2 separate regions of the Mus musculus genome follow, and region 1 is linked to region 2. A link is a loop called in an ENCODE intact Hi-C map of the cell type or tissue named here. Cell type or tissue: heart. All regions are shown on one strand.

What was found. Hi-C counts contacts between places; a loop is a spot of excess contacts. Peaks named below come from ENCODE experiments on the same cell type or tissue, not always from the same donor. Only the 100,000 strongest peaks of a DNase experiment are listed, where the experiment ranks them.
Region 1: it touches region 2 in a loop (3-fold over the local background); 16 of 42 quality-filtered maps call a loop at or near these places.

The regions. Positions count from the first base shown.
Region 1 is chr10:51,652,961-51,660,960 of GRCm38, reverse strand. No RefSeq gene overlaps it. Among named protein-coding and RNA genes, the nearest start is that of Rfx6, 21 kb to the left of the region's middle. In heart, a CTCF peak has its summit at 3,422; no DNase peak of the experiment used is centred here.
Region 2 is chr10:51,549,597-51,557,596 of GRCm38, reverse strand. No RefSeq gene overlaps it. Among named protein-coding and RNA genes, the nearest start is that of Gm46224, 26 kb to the right of the region's middle. In heart, a CTCF peak has its summit at 4,067 (motif pointing left); no DNase peak of the experiment used is centred here; H3K4me3 peaks cover 718 bases; H3K27ac peaks cover 406 bases.

The sequences.
Region 1 (8,000 bases), 100 kb before region 2:
GAAGTTTTAAAAGAAATTCATTCTATGCCTCCTATGTGGATTAAGATGTAAGCTCTCAGCTACTGCTCTAGCCCTGTAGCTAACTTCCTGCCAACTGCCATGTTGTCCATGATAGTCATAGACTCTAACACTTAGAAAGGGTGAGCTTTAAATTAAGTTCTTTTATAAATGGTGTTGCTTTACCACAATAGTATAAAAGTAACTAAGACATCCCTTAATTCCTTATACATAACATTCTCTTATGGATCTAGGTGGAAACTTAAGGTCTAGAATGTGGATATATATATATATATATATATATATATATATATATATATAATATCCTTTTGCAGTCCTTAAATTGTAACATGTCTAGCTAATAAAGGGGGGACATTTGCTTTGATAACATGATGAATGCTCTCAAATCAACTTTACAAATTACGAGTTTGGTCTTGTTTGTTTGTTTGTTTTTTCTCACAAACCCTCTTAGCTATAAGACTTTTTATTATCTCTTTTTAAGAAATGGTCTCACTATATAGTCCAGACTGGCCTTGAGAGAACAGATCTTTTGGGTTCAGACTCCATCTTAGAGAATCTGATCTAAGATTGAACTCAAGTTAACAGGACAGTACCTAGCAACAGTTTCTAGATTACTGCCTCTCAACAAGACCTGCATCTAGCACCAGTTTCCAGTTTGCCCCCCCCCAAACAAGACCTGTGTCTAGCACTAGTTTCCAGGTCATTCTCTAACAAATCTGCACCCCCAGGTTACAATCATGCTCCTTGCACTTCACTTCCTAAAAACTACCAATCAGGAGAAAAACAGAAGTTAAGTTTATGGTTTAGCTTCCTGCACCAGCCAATTATGTTAAAGGCCACAATGACCCCTCCATTCAGATGAGTATCAGGCTAGATACCCCCCCCCCTTACTGCCTCTATAAATTATTGCCTAAAACTAGGTTCAGGACTCTACCTTCCTGCTGTGTCAGAGTTGGTGGGTAGCCCAAACTCCAGCTTGAATAAAGAGACCCTAATGCAATTACATTGAAATCAGTTTCTTGGTAGTCTTTGGGAGTTTATGAACATTTCCGGACACAACAGCCTCAGAATTAGGATCTTTCTGTTCCAAGCTAATAAGTACGTTTTAGGATTATAAAATTGGATTATAAATAAGCACCATATCTATGGTTATTTATAATGTTTTTTTCATTGATTTTTTTTGATTACGTAATTTCTTCAATTACATTTCCAATGCTATCCCAAAAGTCTCCCACCCCCTCCCCCTCCACTCCCCTACCCACCCATTCCCATTTTTTGGCCCTGGCTTATAATGTTTTTAAAAGTCTATTTTCTTAGTATCCAACTGCCTTCTAAATACTTAGCCTTATATAGAGATAGATGATAGAATGATAGATAGATAGATGATAGGACATAAATTTAAAAGAGTATGTGTGGAGAAATATGGAAAAAATAGAAGGGAAGGCAGGGAGAAATGGATGTAACCAAAATGCCTTGAACTCATGTATGAAATTATCAGAAAAACATTACTATTATTACTACTACTATTACTATTACTATTACTATTACTATTACTATTACTATTACTATTGCTATTACTATCTGGTTTTTCAAGACAGTGTTTCTCTGTGTCCTGGAGCTCTCTGTGTAGAACAGGCTGGCCTTGAACTCACAAAGATCCATCTGCCTCTGCCTCCCAAGTGATGGTGTTAAAGGCATGTGCCACCACTGCCTGGTGAAAAAAGCATTTTTTAAAAGAAATATAATCTATTTAGTTGACCCAGAGTTTTGGCTAAACATAAAAAAAAAAAAAAAAAAAAGTACAGGTGTCTTTTGTGTATTGATCATGTTTATTTTGGATAGATATAAAATAGTGCTATAGTTTGATTATATAGTGGTTCTATTTTTTATTTTTTTATTTCTTGAACAAAATTCATACCATCTTCAATTATGTATCAATTGTGGCCATATTGATTTATTTTCCTGCCAAGAAGGCAGAAGTGTTCCCTTTTCTGCACATTTTTCCTCCCTAAGCATTTTTGTAGTTTGATTTTGGCCATTCTAAATAGGGTAAGATGAGAGATCTCGATGATTCTGAGGTGCATTTTCCTGATAATAAGTATGTAATATTGAGTATTTGTCACACATTTCTTAATCATTTTATATATTTTTGAGAAATATTTGTTCAGACCATTTGCCCAGTTTTGAGTTGAGTTGCTTCTTTATTACTGATTTTTTTCATGTATTATAAATTTAAGGCTTTAGTGGATAGTTCAGAAGGGTTTTCTTTCATCCTATATGTGACTTCACACAGTTATCACCTTCTCTGTGCTTCGTAATGTGCTATAGTTGAAATACTGTTAAATGGGAGGTATAAATTCTAGTTTCTTGGTGCTGAGAAGATGACTCAATGGTTAAGAGCACTTGTGGATCTTACAGAAATCCTGACTTTGGACCCCAGAAAGCACTCATAACTGGTACCTCATAACCAACTATAGCTCCATCTTGCAGTAGATACAATGCCTCTGACCTCTGTGGGGGCTTGCACACATATCCCCATACACATACAAATGTGTCTAAATAAACACTCTTTTAAAATCCTAGTTTTCCATAGCACAGCATGATGAGTTTTGTCTATAACAATGTATTAAATCTTTTTTTTAAAAGATTTATTTATTTTATGTATGAGTACACTGTGGCTGTCTTCAGACACACTGGAAGAGGGCATCAGATCCCAATACAGATGTTTGTGAATCACCATGTGTTTGCTGGGAATTGAACTCAGGACCTCTGGAAGTGCTCTTAACATCTGAGCAATCTCTCTAGCCCCATCTCTTTTATTTTTGAAGTATGAGATGAACAGTAAAAGACTCATAGAGGAATAATAAATGTTTCTGGAGATGGAAAAGACAAGTTCTGTGATTTAATCATCATAAGCTGAATATGTGGAATGAGCTACCACACTGTACCCTATAAATATATATATAGCTGTCACATATCATATTCTTTTAATTTAAAATCTACTCATTTCTTTCTTATCACCATGAGAAAATTGTTAAGAAAGAACAAGATAGTATTGGTAGAAAATAAAGACAGAAAGGCCACTTCATAGGATGTTGTAATCTTCCAGACATAGAATATTGTACATTCAGGATGTATGTTGAGCAGTGAATTTCTCGTAATAGTAGTAGTGGAAACTACTTCTTCACTAGATTATATTGACCCAGTCAAAATATAATTTTGTGGTTCTATTATTTTGTGAATATTTTGTGATTAAATTATTTTGTGATCTTTTCATAGTATGCATAAAAGTTGAACAAAGGTTAGTTATCATCAATATTGTTAGAAATTTATTAAAATAAAGAGCACTTATTAATATTGAGAGTAATAAGACTTTGCTGTTCTTTTACTAATTAAAAATTTCTGTAGTGTGGAGTAACCAGTAGGTGGGGATATTGACCAATATTTTTCTAAGTTATTACAAACCTTGTTTCTGAATGAGAATGAATATGTGTCCAATATTTATATTGCATAATTTACTTCAAGGGAATTTTTAAAACTTATAGTTTTCTAGAGTTTCTTTTTAAATATGCAGAATGATTCAGCCTAGAATGTGAACACTGGCGCTTAGGAGATGAAACTTCACAGTATATAGTTACTACAGTAGCTGCAATGGTGCGTTCTAAATCAGTATCTCCTTATCACTTCTGGCAAAGTTCTTTGAAAGTAAATTACAACATATGAATGAATGCCCACGTGTCAAAATGTAATGACAGAGAGCCTTAGTAGTTATTCACCTTCTTCCTGATGAGGGCAGAGGGCACTTAGGAGACTGTCATACTTACTGTCTTCACAAAGGTCCCAGGAGATCACTATTATTAGCGTCTGGCAGTTAAAGGAGCTGAGAAATTGAATTGCTTGGCTCAGTTCACCCACCTAGTAAATGATGGAGGAAGAATCTAACCCACCACTGGCTGATCTCATGCTTTATTTTTATTTGCCTAGTAAGATATCCAAATATGTTTGGTGAGTTTTCAAAAGGAAAACTAAAGTAAATATGCATTCACCCATATTTACTCAAAGCACTGAGCATAATAGCTAAGCAAAGAAATCAGCCTTAGTGCCTATAAGCAAATACAGACAAATAAATGGAAAATGTAGTGTATTCCCACAAGTGACTATTTGTTAACGACAAAGGAGAATGAGAATTTTTCATTTTCAACAAAATGTGTAGAGCTGTGGAACTTCATGAGAAATTAAATAGACACAAAAAGACATAATCTGTATATTTTATCACACATGTGGGAACTAACAAAAGTTGATCTGAATGTGAAGAGAAGACACGTATATAAACAGAGGCTTGATCTTATCAGTTCATGGTTTGCATGGTGTTTGCATGTGTTAAAATAGCACATAGACCTTCATTCGTGTGCAATTAATACAAGCTAACAGGATGCATATTCGGCCTAACCCAATTTAAAATGAATGATAGCCAGTGTGTATTTTGCAATTAGAGTTACTTGAGAACACATAGGAGTTAAGCAAAAATAGAAAATCATTTCCAGCAAAACAAATGCAGCACTTACCCATCTTGTCATGTGACCTCAGTCTCATTGTGAAGTTTTGTTAAGATACATGGAAGTTGTCTGTATAATGACACAAGAACAATATTTTTGCTGACTTGCCTAGGAAGTTCTCTCTTCAAACAATAATTTTTGTCTTAAAGAGAAAACAATTTTCCGAGTGCTTTGGAAGAAATTAGATATGATAGTCTGGGATGATTATATAGGTACAGCCTATTGGAAAATATTTTTGTACTTGTGTCTAACAAAATATTTGGATCTACAGTTTATATTTTCAAAAATTCCCTCAACTCTGAAAAAAAATATGTATGCACTTGGTCTTGTAAACTCTCATCTTAGGACTGCCTTTTGTGCCCCATAGATAGCTGTATGTTGTGTTGTAATTTTCATTCAATTCTAAGAGTTTTTTAATTTTCTTTTGTGATTCCTTCCTTGACCCAGTTATGGTTCAATATAACATTTAGCTCCCATGAGTTTTCCTTCCTTCTGTCATTTTTATGGTTGCTATATAGCTTTATTGCATGGTACTCAGATAGAATTCAGGATTAATTTCCACTTTTCTATATATGTTGAGGCTTGTTTTGTGCTCTAATACATGGTTGATTTTTAGAGAATGTTCATTGGGCTGCTGGGAAGAAGGTATAGTCCTTAGAGTATGAATGGAATACTCTGTTGATATCTGTTAGGTGCAGATGATTTATTATGTTATTAAACTCAGATTTCCTCAGTTTAGTTTTTTTCGATATGACCTGTCTATTGTTGGAAGTAGGATATTGAAGTTACCCACTACCATTATGTTGGAGTCAATCTGTGGTTTTAGATCTATAGTATTTCTTTTATAAAATTGGGTGCCCTTGTGTTTTATATATACATGTTTAGTGTTATACTATCCCTGTTGATGAATTTTTCATTAGTTAGTATAAAGTGTTCTTCCTATTTCTTCTCACTAATTTTGTTTTGAAATTTGTTTTGCCAGATTTTAGAATAGCTCTCCCTGTTTGTGTATTAATTGCACTTGCTTGGAATTCCTTTTCCATCCTCTTAATTTGAAGTGGTATCTATCATTGATGGTGAAATATATTTCTTGGAGACAGCACAAAGATGGATCCTGTTGTGATGGTTTGAATAGGTATACTCCCCCATAGACTCAAGTGTTTGAATGCTTGGCCCATATGGAGGAAACTATTAGATCTTGTAGCCTTGTTGGAGTAGGTGTGGCAGTGTTTGAAGAAGTGTATCACTGTGTAGGCAGGTTTTGAGATCTCATACATGCTCAAGCTCATATGTCCAGTATGATATACTTCTTGCTTCCTGCAGAATAAGATGTAGTTCTTGATCTCTCAGCTCCTTCTCCAGTACCATAAACATTGTGTTGGTCAAGGTTTCTCTTCACAGCAATGAAACCCAAACTAAGACATTTGTTTTCGAACGCAACTTAGTCTATCTTTTCATTGGGAGTTGGTGTCATTAATATCAGAGTTATTATTGAATAATGTGTACTAATTCCTGTCATTTTGTTTGTTTTGTAATATTGTTTTCAGAACTTTTTTATTTCCTATCCTGGTGTTGTTCATTTGTTCCCTGTGGCCTCATGGGTGTGTTTATCCTTCTCTTCAATGAATTATTCTTTCTAGTTTTCTCTACAGAGCTGCTTCTAGTTATAGATTCCTTTACCATGTTTGTATCACAGAAAATTTTCACTTCTGGGAATGTGGCCATCAGGGCATCTGTTCCATTTGTGCTGCTCCTGCTTCATCAGGCCAGCCCTGATGGCCACATTCTCAGGATCCACTAGCTACCCCAAGGTGACTCCTTTCTCCTTTCTTCTCTCCCTCTCTTGGTTCAGACCTGAGACCCCAGGCCCAGAACTGAAGTACCTCTCTTCTGCTCAGTTACAGGTTGTCAGCAAATTTTTTTTAATTAGGTATTTTCCTCATTTACACTTTCAATGCTATCCCAAAGGTCCCCCATACCCACCCTGCCCAGTCCCCTACCCACCCACTCCCCCTTTTTGGCCCTGGCCTTTCCCTGTACTGGGGCATATAAAGTTTGCAAGTCCAATGGGCCTCTCTTTGCAGTGGTGGCCCACTAGGCCATCTTTTGATACATATGCAGCTAGAGACAAGAGCTCCGGGGTACTGGTTAGTTCATATTGTTGTTCCACCTATAGGGTTACAGTTCCCTTTAGCTCCTTGGGTAATTTCTCTAGCTCCTCCATTGGGGGCTGTGTGACCCATCCAATAGCTGACTGTGATCATCCACTTCTGTGTTTGCTAGGCCCCATCATAGTCTCACAAGAGAGAGCTATATCTGGGTCCTTTCAGCAAAATCTTGCTAGTGTATGCAGTGGTGTCAGCATTTGGAAGCTGATTATGGGATGGATCCCTGCATATGGCAATCACTAGATGGTCCATCCTTTCGTCACAGCTCCAAATCTTAGAAATGGGAACAAAACACCCACGGAAGGAGTTACAAAGGTTGTCAGCAAATTTAGTAACCAATCAAGAATAACTTCTCGGGGTGGGAGGGAAGCAAGATTTACACAGCAAAAGCTGATGAATTCGCTCATCTTAGGGCAACCAAATCTTGGAATATATTTAGCATTTGAATACACCGTGGCATCAGAAATTCAAGCTTTGTTTTCATGACTTAGACTAACTTCCTTATTTCACTATCTCCTTGTCTTCTTTGAATTGTTTGTCCATAATTATAGTCATTCGATTGAATTCTTTGTAAGTTTGTCTATGTGATTTTTTTTCATTAGAAGTTGTTATTATAGGATCTATATTTGGAGGGAAGAGACATGTTATTTTGGTTTTTCATCTTTTTTTTTATTTGCTTATATGGAGTTCATTTGTTGGTGTAATTTTTCAATTTTTGTTCATGTCCCCTTTCTTCTCCCAGCAGAGGTGTTTACAATGTTAGGAGGGGGCTAATTCATAGCAGAGCTGGGATTTGAATTTCCTCTGTTTGTTTGGTATTCCTATCCTTGGTCTTCTGCTTGGCTGCTACAGCATAATGCCTTCAGGGACTTAGTTAAAAAGCTGGAATCAAGGTTTCCCTGGCAGTGTGGTCTGGCCCTGGGTTTTAAGGTCAGATAGGGGAACTGGATGGCGACTGGCAGGGTTCTGAGTTGGCAGATAGTATAGGGCAGCTGAAGAGCAGGCTGAGATTAGAGGAGTCGCAAAGGAAGAGAGTAGGGCTGTGCGAAAGTGTTGGCCTCTGGAAAGCTGACCCAAATCAAGAAGAAAAATAGATGAACTCTGTGGGTTTTTTTTTCTATTTGCTTTCTATATTTGTGAAAGTCTTGTTTGCATGTACACGTGTGTGCCTGGTGTCCACAAGAGGACATGTTCAGAAGATGTTTTGGGATCCTTTGGAACTGGAGTCACAGAGAGTTGTGAATATCAGGTGAATGCT
Region 2 (8,000 bases):
TACATAGTGCTATCAGTTAATCATCTGCATAGAGTAAACATTTTCTTTTCATGTGTCTAATTTTTGAAAAAAGTACAGTGAACATACAAAATTTAATAACCAGTAAAAACGGGCCGTTTGCAGTTTGGACAATGAATACCACTAGTTGTCACCTATAGCTTTACTTTAAAGACAAAATAATCAGAACAGTGGACCCTAATTATTTTAGGGTTAAAAAAGTGAGACTGTATTTGTGAATCTGTCAGTGGTTTTAAAGTTAATTGTGTGGCAGGGAGCTGTAACTGTTGTTTATCGCGTTGCCTTTTCTTGGTTGTAGGATGAGTACATGGCTGCCAGCATCCAGAAGCTGGAGGAGCAGTTCTGCTATGCAGGAGGATGACACTGACTGCAGTATTTAGTGGAATTGCTATCTACATTAATGGTTACAAGTGTTGAGTACTTTTTACTCTTCTGGTGCCCAATTTTATCATGAACCTTTTAAGATTAAGAAAAAAATGTTTTAATCATTAATTATTTATAGTCTATATTATGTACTTTTCTGTTGCTGTAATAGAATACCATGACCAAGGCATTTTTATGGAAGAGATTATTTTGGCTTGTGCTTCCAGAGAGATGACACCATCATGGCAAGGAGCTGAAAGATTACATGTTAAACCCCAAATATGAAGCAGAGAGAGTGAACTGGAATTGAGGGTTGTCTATGTGCTAGCCTCATAGTCTGCCCCTAGCAAGGTGTAGCTGTAAAGTTACCACCAGGGTTCAGATATTTGACCCTCTTGGAGACATTCTCATTCAAGCCAGTCCCGAAGGCTCAGAGGCCATTATTATAATGGAAACTGTAATTAAAACCCCATTTCAAAAGCCCCAAGAGTCTTCCACAGTCTCAGTAAAACCCTATGAATTCTAAAAGTGAATTAATTTCAACCTACAATGGAACCGGATATACATTTAATGTTCCTTAAAGGAGAAATGGGAACATAGTCAGAAAATGCTGGACCAAGCAAGACTGATAAGGCATTATGTAAATGCCAAATCCCCAGGTCAGCAATTCCCAGCTGTGAATTTTTAGGGCATTGCCTAATATCATCTGAAAACCAATATTTACATTATGATCATGACAGTGGCAAAATTACAGTTATGAAGTAACAACAAAAACAATTTTATAGTTGGGGGTTGGTCACCACAACACAAGGAACTGTATTAAAAGGATTCAGTGTTAGCAAGGTTGAAAAGCAGTGCTCTAGCTTAGTATGTGATATCACAGGGCTTAGATGGCTCCATCCCTTCATCTTTTTGCCTGCAGAATATATCTCTAACATGCTGGCTCCACTCAGTGTAAGCAACTCTCCCTGGCAGATGTCTCACAGCTTTGGCAACTCCAACATCCTGGAGTCTGTCCAGCAACCCAGACTTCACTTCATCTCTCAGGGTCTTCATGCAAAAACTCAGGATTAGGGTTGGCCCTGAGGTCCTTTGGGGTGCATGCTGTGATTTCCCCAAGAACGGATCTGATGTTCTTTCTTGCTTGAGAAAGGGCACATACATAGCAGAAAACATATTTGGTTTTGTCAGAGAAAGTCAGGAAAAGGTCACAATTCTGAGTCACTTAATTACCCCTTTTTGTTGTCTCTTTTACCAGCTCTATCTACCCTTCCTGGGTCTAATCTTTGGAATCGATGAGTAGTTTGTCTTGTGGGTTGGTGAAGATATCTGGAAATTTTAATTTTTAATGTAGTTTTAGCTATGAACTTTGTTTGAAGATTAATCTACTGTGATGGTTTGAATAGGAATGGCCATCATAAGCTCGTGTGTTTGAATGCTTTTCCACAGGGAGTAGTGCTATTAAGAGGTTTGGCCTTATTATGTATGGCCATGTTAGAGGAAGTGTGTCACTGTGGAAGTGGGCTTTGAGGTAGTAATATATAGTCAAGCTATACCCAATATTAGCATTCTGTCTAAACTCCACCCCCCCCCCCAGTTACCTGGCAACAGCCAGGTAGGACTGACCCACTATAAAAGGGACTGCTTGCCCCCTCCTCCCTCTCTTGTTTCTTTCTTGATTTCTAGGGCTCTTATTCCCTTGTTCCCTTGCTCTTCCCTCACCTCCTCCATTCCTTTCCCTCCCCCCTCTCTCTACATGCTCATGGTCAGCCTCTACACACTCTCTCTCTCTCTCTCTCTCTGTCTTTCTGCCTTTCCCTGCCTCTTCTACCCTCCTAACTCCTGACTCCCCTCCCCATGCCCTGAATAAGCTCTATTCTATACTATACCTTCTTGTGGCTGGTCCCTCAGGGGGAAGGGATGTCTTCGCATGGCCCCACTGAGGCATAGACTATCTCCCTTTCTCTTTCTCTTTTTATACAAACACTTTATATGGTGCTGTGACTCGAATAACACCCCGTGTGGACACAGTCTCCTGCTGCTGCTTACAGATCAGGATATAGAACTCTCAGCTCCTTCTCCAGCACCATGTCTGCCTGCATGCTGTCATGCTTCCCACCATGATGATAATGGACTAAACCTCTGAATCTGTAAGCTAGCCCAATGAAATATTTTCCTTATAAAACTTGCCTTGGTCATGGTATCTCTTCACAGCAATAAAACCCTAACTAAGACAACTACTCGGCCACTTATTTGCCTAGTGAGACTGTTCTATTAGTTTCTGTCCCCCCAATTATTTATTTATTTAATTTTATTTTCCTTTTTTATTTGATTCCAAATAACCTCTCTCTAAGTTTTCATTTACCCAATCTAGATTTTTCCTTTGTGTTCATTTTAGCACTTTTCTTTGTTTATTGGGTATTATGTCCCAATTTTTTTCTTAATTTTGAGTCTTCTTATGGTTATTTTTGTGTATGTTTGCCCCCTCAGGAAATTGTTCTCAGTATGTATGTCAGTGTTTATATATATATATATATATATATATATATATATATATATATATATATATATATATATATATATGCAGTCGTTTAGCATTTAAGATCCCTGTTTATACAGCACTACCTGATTGCCTGGTTGTCTTTATCCTGGTTTAGATGATTTCACATTATTTCTCTGGGGCCATGGCTCTTAATGTATGTGCACATTAGCACTCTTCAGTCCTTAGTGTAGCTCCTTGTTATATAGACAAAAGGTAGAGCTGCATTTTCATTACTGTGGCATTGTGCTGTTGTCTCTGGGATGACTGAATCTATTATAGGACAGGTTGGTTGAGTTAAAGTTAAGTAGTAATCAATCAAAATGTTTGCTTTGCTTAATGGGGGGGCGGCATATCACACTGTTTATAATTACACGTTTTGCTGGTAAAGTGTTACTTCAGAGCGGATCCTGGTGTAGCTTTTAGAGTTAGCCTGTAGAAAATGCAAACGTTTCTTCAATGAACCTTGGCAAATTTAATTTCTTAGACTTTGGTCACATATACTCTGAGAATCTAAGATTGTTAAAAAGAAAACCCAAATCATTTCTTTTACAGTCACTAGTTAAGAAACTCCTTAATTCTCTATAGAACCTTACTCGCATGGGAGGAAGTGAAGGAGAAAGAGATTGCGTTAATTACTGTTTTAAGTGTTATTATTTGGTCTGGAGTTTCTTGTATCTTTGGTTCCCTCTGGTGTTCGATTTAGGAAATTGTGGTCCTTTCGGATTCTTTTATTAGTAAGGAGGGGCTGACTGCACAAAGACTCTTGGCTTTTGCGGCTTTGAGCCCTCTCTGCCTTTAGTCTGGGATGTAGCCTGTGGCAGGTGTATTGTTCTTAGGCAGCCTGCAGTGTAAGTAGTTGGGAGAGCTGGTTTGGCTGTCCTGTGCCTTGTTTATAAGGGGGGTGGGGTGGGGGGGGGATATCAGAAATCAGAAAATGTGCACGGGAAGGTTGGCTTGGGGCCGAGATGCCTTTATCAGCCCGTTGTGTCCGTGAGAAAGCTTTGGAAAGTTAGTTGCAGTTTTATCAGTTACTGATCTTCAGTTGTGAACGCTGCTTCTCAGGCAGCCTTTACTTTGGGTCCTTGGTTTTTCTCTCAGGCTCCGCGAACCCAAACTATGTTGTGACATTGGCGCCACCTTGTGTCCCAGCTCAGGGTTGCGTTGTTACCGCTTGTTGCCTAGGTTTACTTGGGGCTTGGGGTGGGAGCCTCTCAGTTAGCTCTCTGTAGACCCCTTAGATTCATTATATGTGTAATTTCCACCCGGACACAGCTTGAGAGTGAAGCCCTAGTTGTTTATACTGGGGGAAGGGGGGCTAGGGGGTGGATTTTCTTTTCAGGTTAGTTCGAGTCTAAGCTGGACATAAGGTGCACCAATTTGTTGCTAAAATTTCCATCCCTAATAGCCTGTATAAATAACACACAGTCCAAATATTTTAATTATAAGTCATATGTTTAGATTGGGCAAATCTAATAGAATACTAAACGTATTTCCCAACTCTAAGACTCCTTGTGGTTTCTCCCGGTCACGTTGTTCTGGTTCATAGTGGCTTTTCATATATTTCTTACACAGCTGTTTTCCAAATGTGCATTCGTCTAGTCTGCTGTAACAGCATAGAGTATGCATCGTTAACAGTGTACTTTCTTGCTAGTAATACATGCATTTTTTGTTAGATATGCTACTATTGATTATGTAGAGTCATAATGGCTTTACACAGGAAAGCTGTCAGAATTTTGTTTTGTTTTTGAGTCAGGGTTTTCTGATTAGCCTTGGCTGTCCTGGAACTCACTTTGTAGACCAGGCTGCCCTCAAACTCACAGAGATCTGCCTACGCTCTGTCTCTGAGTGCTGGGGTTTAAGTCCTGCACTCAGCTTGATTTTTCTTTTTAAAATACTTACATCATTTTGTTGACTTCTGGGTGTTTGGTAAGGGCTAGTATAATATACACTTAAAATATATTTAAGTGGGTCTTTACTTCCTACTCTATCCTTTATCTTAACAGGCAAGCTTCCTCTGATTTGGGACTAAATAGGCTTTCTTTTAATTATTTTCAGTTTGTGTTCTTCTTTCACTTGTCTTTTATGAGAGTTGGATGTACTCAGAATTGGCTGTCATAGTGCATGAAAGATTCAGCCAGAGCCTGAGACAGATAGAAGTGGGTGGGATTTTGTTCAATTGTTCTTGGATCTATCTTCTATGAGTTTTCTATTTTGTCAGAGCATCATTACCAAGAAGTCAAGTTGGCACCAGGGTGAGGGTCTTAAGACATCTGGTAGGGCTATACTCTGACTCTCAGTCTGGAGTCGAAAGTATAATTAGAGTAACACTGTACACAGACATTTGAAAGAATGAATTACTGGTATAATCCAGTTTTGGATATTGTTACTCATAAGCTTTAAGAAGACAAATGAAGTGTTCTTATTAATGTTACTTAGACAAACAAATTTTGTACTTATTAATGCTACTTAAAAAAAAAACATGTAAGTAGCCGGGACGTGAATTTAGTATAGTATTTGTCATTCATCCTGCATTTGTAAGCCTATGACCATATATTTGACCAAGATTGGCTTTGTATATCTGTTGCAACTAAATAAACAATTTTTAGTTAATTGTTCAAGTGTTGTCATTTTTCTTGTAAAAAATTGTACTGATTTAATACTGCATACCTGATTCTTACATCATACCATCTGGAATGTTAATAAGCCAGCTGACTTGTGTTTGAATACAGGACTTCAATCCTATATGTTGTGGTATTGGGTTTAATGTGTTATATAATGGCTCATATAAAAAGCAAATGTAAAACCAGGAGCAGAGACTCAGGGAAAACTTATTGTCCATTTTATGAAAAACATATGTTTTTCACATAGTAAATAAATGGCAACTCCTATGTTTGAGGTGATAGGTTCTAGTTAATCTTTTAGAGAAAGTTACAGAACACCAGTGGATATACATGTGTGTGCTTGTAATTTCAGTACTTGATAAGTGTCAGTATAAGGTCATTTAACTTGCAGGCAATTTAAACCCTATTTTTAAAAAAGATGAAAAACAAGAAAAGAAAGACAATGTTCATGTCTTTAGTTTGGACAAGAATTATCCTTTGTTCAAACAAATATAATGTTGATGGTCTAACTTTCTAATACTTAAGAGGGAAACAGTAACAAAGAGAATTTGTATTTTAAGCTTTCAAGTTAGGTACATTAACTTAAAATTTTTATTCTTTAGAAATTACATAATTAAGAAATTGAGAGAGGAAAATGAAGGGAAAGCAAATGGACTGAGCAGCTGGAATAAACACAGTGCAAATGAAGATTTTAGCATAGCTGTCATGGTGCCTTAAAGACACAGGTTTGCTTTATACCTGTGGGCAACAGTGTTGCTAACAGGCTTTCTTTAGATTCTGCCCAGAAGAAGAGGTCAGAGAAGAATAAGAAAGACATCAGAGACAGCAAAAGGCAACAGTTGCAGCACAGCACCAGAAATGCAGATGCTCTGGGGAATACACACAGAACTAATTCTCTCTCACCATCTTTGCACAGTAACACTAAAATCAATGGAATGCAGCACTCCACTATTCAGGGGCAAACACACTTTTAATTCACACTTAAAAAAAATGAAAACGGGCAGGTCTTCCCTTGTTGTACCTGTCACAGGTAGGTACTAAAATTGTTTTCTTCAAAACAGTTATATTTGATGATTTCTTTCTGATGTTTTCATTGGTATTCTAATTACTGCAAACTTCTCAATATAAAAAGCCTCTGGGAATGTCAGGTTATATAAGTTACAGTAAGTGTTACTGAAAACTTTACTACTATGTTTCATATTAAGCTTAACTATGGCTAACTCAAAATGTCAGGTCACTTCAGTGCTGTGAATACTAGGATTCCAAACTTTCCTTCTTCATGGAGACTTTATAAATGGCTGAAGTTATGAACTGTATAAACATGGCATTTTAGATTCTGTGCCTAATCTCCTGTGAGAATGAAGTTGATTGATAAGGGTAATTGACAATTTCTAGAAGGTTGCTTCAATAATGCACTCTTAAAAATTAAACATTGAAATAGAACTGTTGTAATTACAGTGGTAAAGTTAGTGAGATTGCTTTTATATCTCGGTAGATTGCCTAATTTGTGTGTGTGGCCAATGCTTGTCATCCAAATCCAACAGGAAGCTTTTGTGTGATAGTTGTTACTTAAACTAGATTCCAGTATAGAGCAAGTTTGAAGTTTCAGTTGTTTTTGACAAAGGGTTTGGTATTTTTCTGTTGTTGGCAAAAAGAAAGTTTCAAGATTATGTTATAACTGTGGAAAGGGAGGCATAAAGTTGTGGGTTCTTTCTATATGAGTGTTTGTTGCTCTTATATTATTTGATATATTCCAATATGTTCTTAATCAGTATTTTTGAAATATTTTGGAATAATGCCATAGGTTTTTTATTTCTTGGTCTTTTGTTTTGTTTTGTTTTTTTTTTTTTACTCTTTAAATCTTTTTTTTTTTTTTTACATTCCAGACTTTATCCCCCTCCCAGTTCCCCCTCAAACTATTCCACATCCCACACCTCCTCCACGCCCCCACCCCATCTCCAAGAGGATGCCCCACCCCTAATCCCATCCCACCAGACCTCCCCACTACCTGCTGCCCCAAGTCTTGAGGGTATTTTCTCAAAGTCCAGACCTGGCATTCCTCTGTTTTGTATGTGTTGGGAGCCTCTTATCAGCTGGTGTATGCTGCCTGGTTGATGGTGTTGGCATCAAGACCTCCCAAACCTATGTCATCACATAAGTGACAGTGCGACCAACAACATGCAGACTGGTTGCCAAGGCAACAGGCACCATATTCCCAGCTTCCACTTGGCTCACCTCCCACCTTTACCTGCATTTTCCATGTAAATAAGGAGAATCCCCCTCTCTCCCTCTCTTCTCTTTCTGTTGCCACCTCTCTCTCACCCAATAAAACCTCTTCCAAGTGGAACCATCTTGGCTTAGTGTGCTGTTGAGACTCGACCTGCCATTATAACATATCATTTTGGTGCCGAAAACCTGGAAACTTAGCTGGTAATGCCAACAGCTGCAGTGGGGAC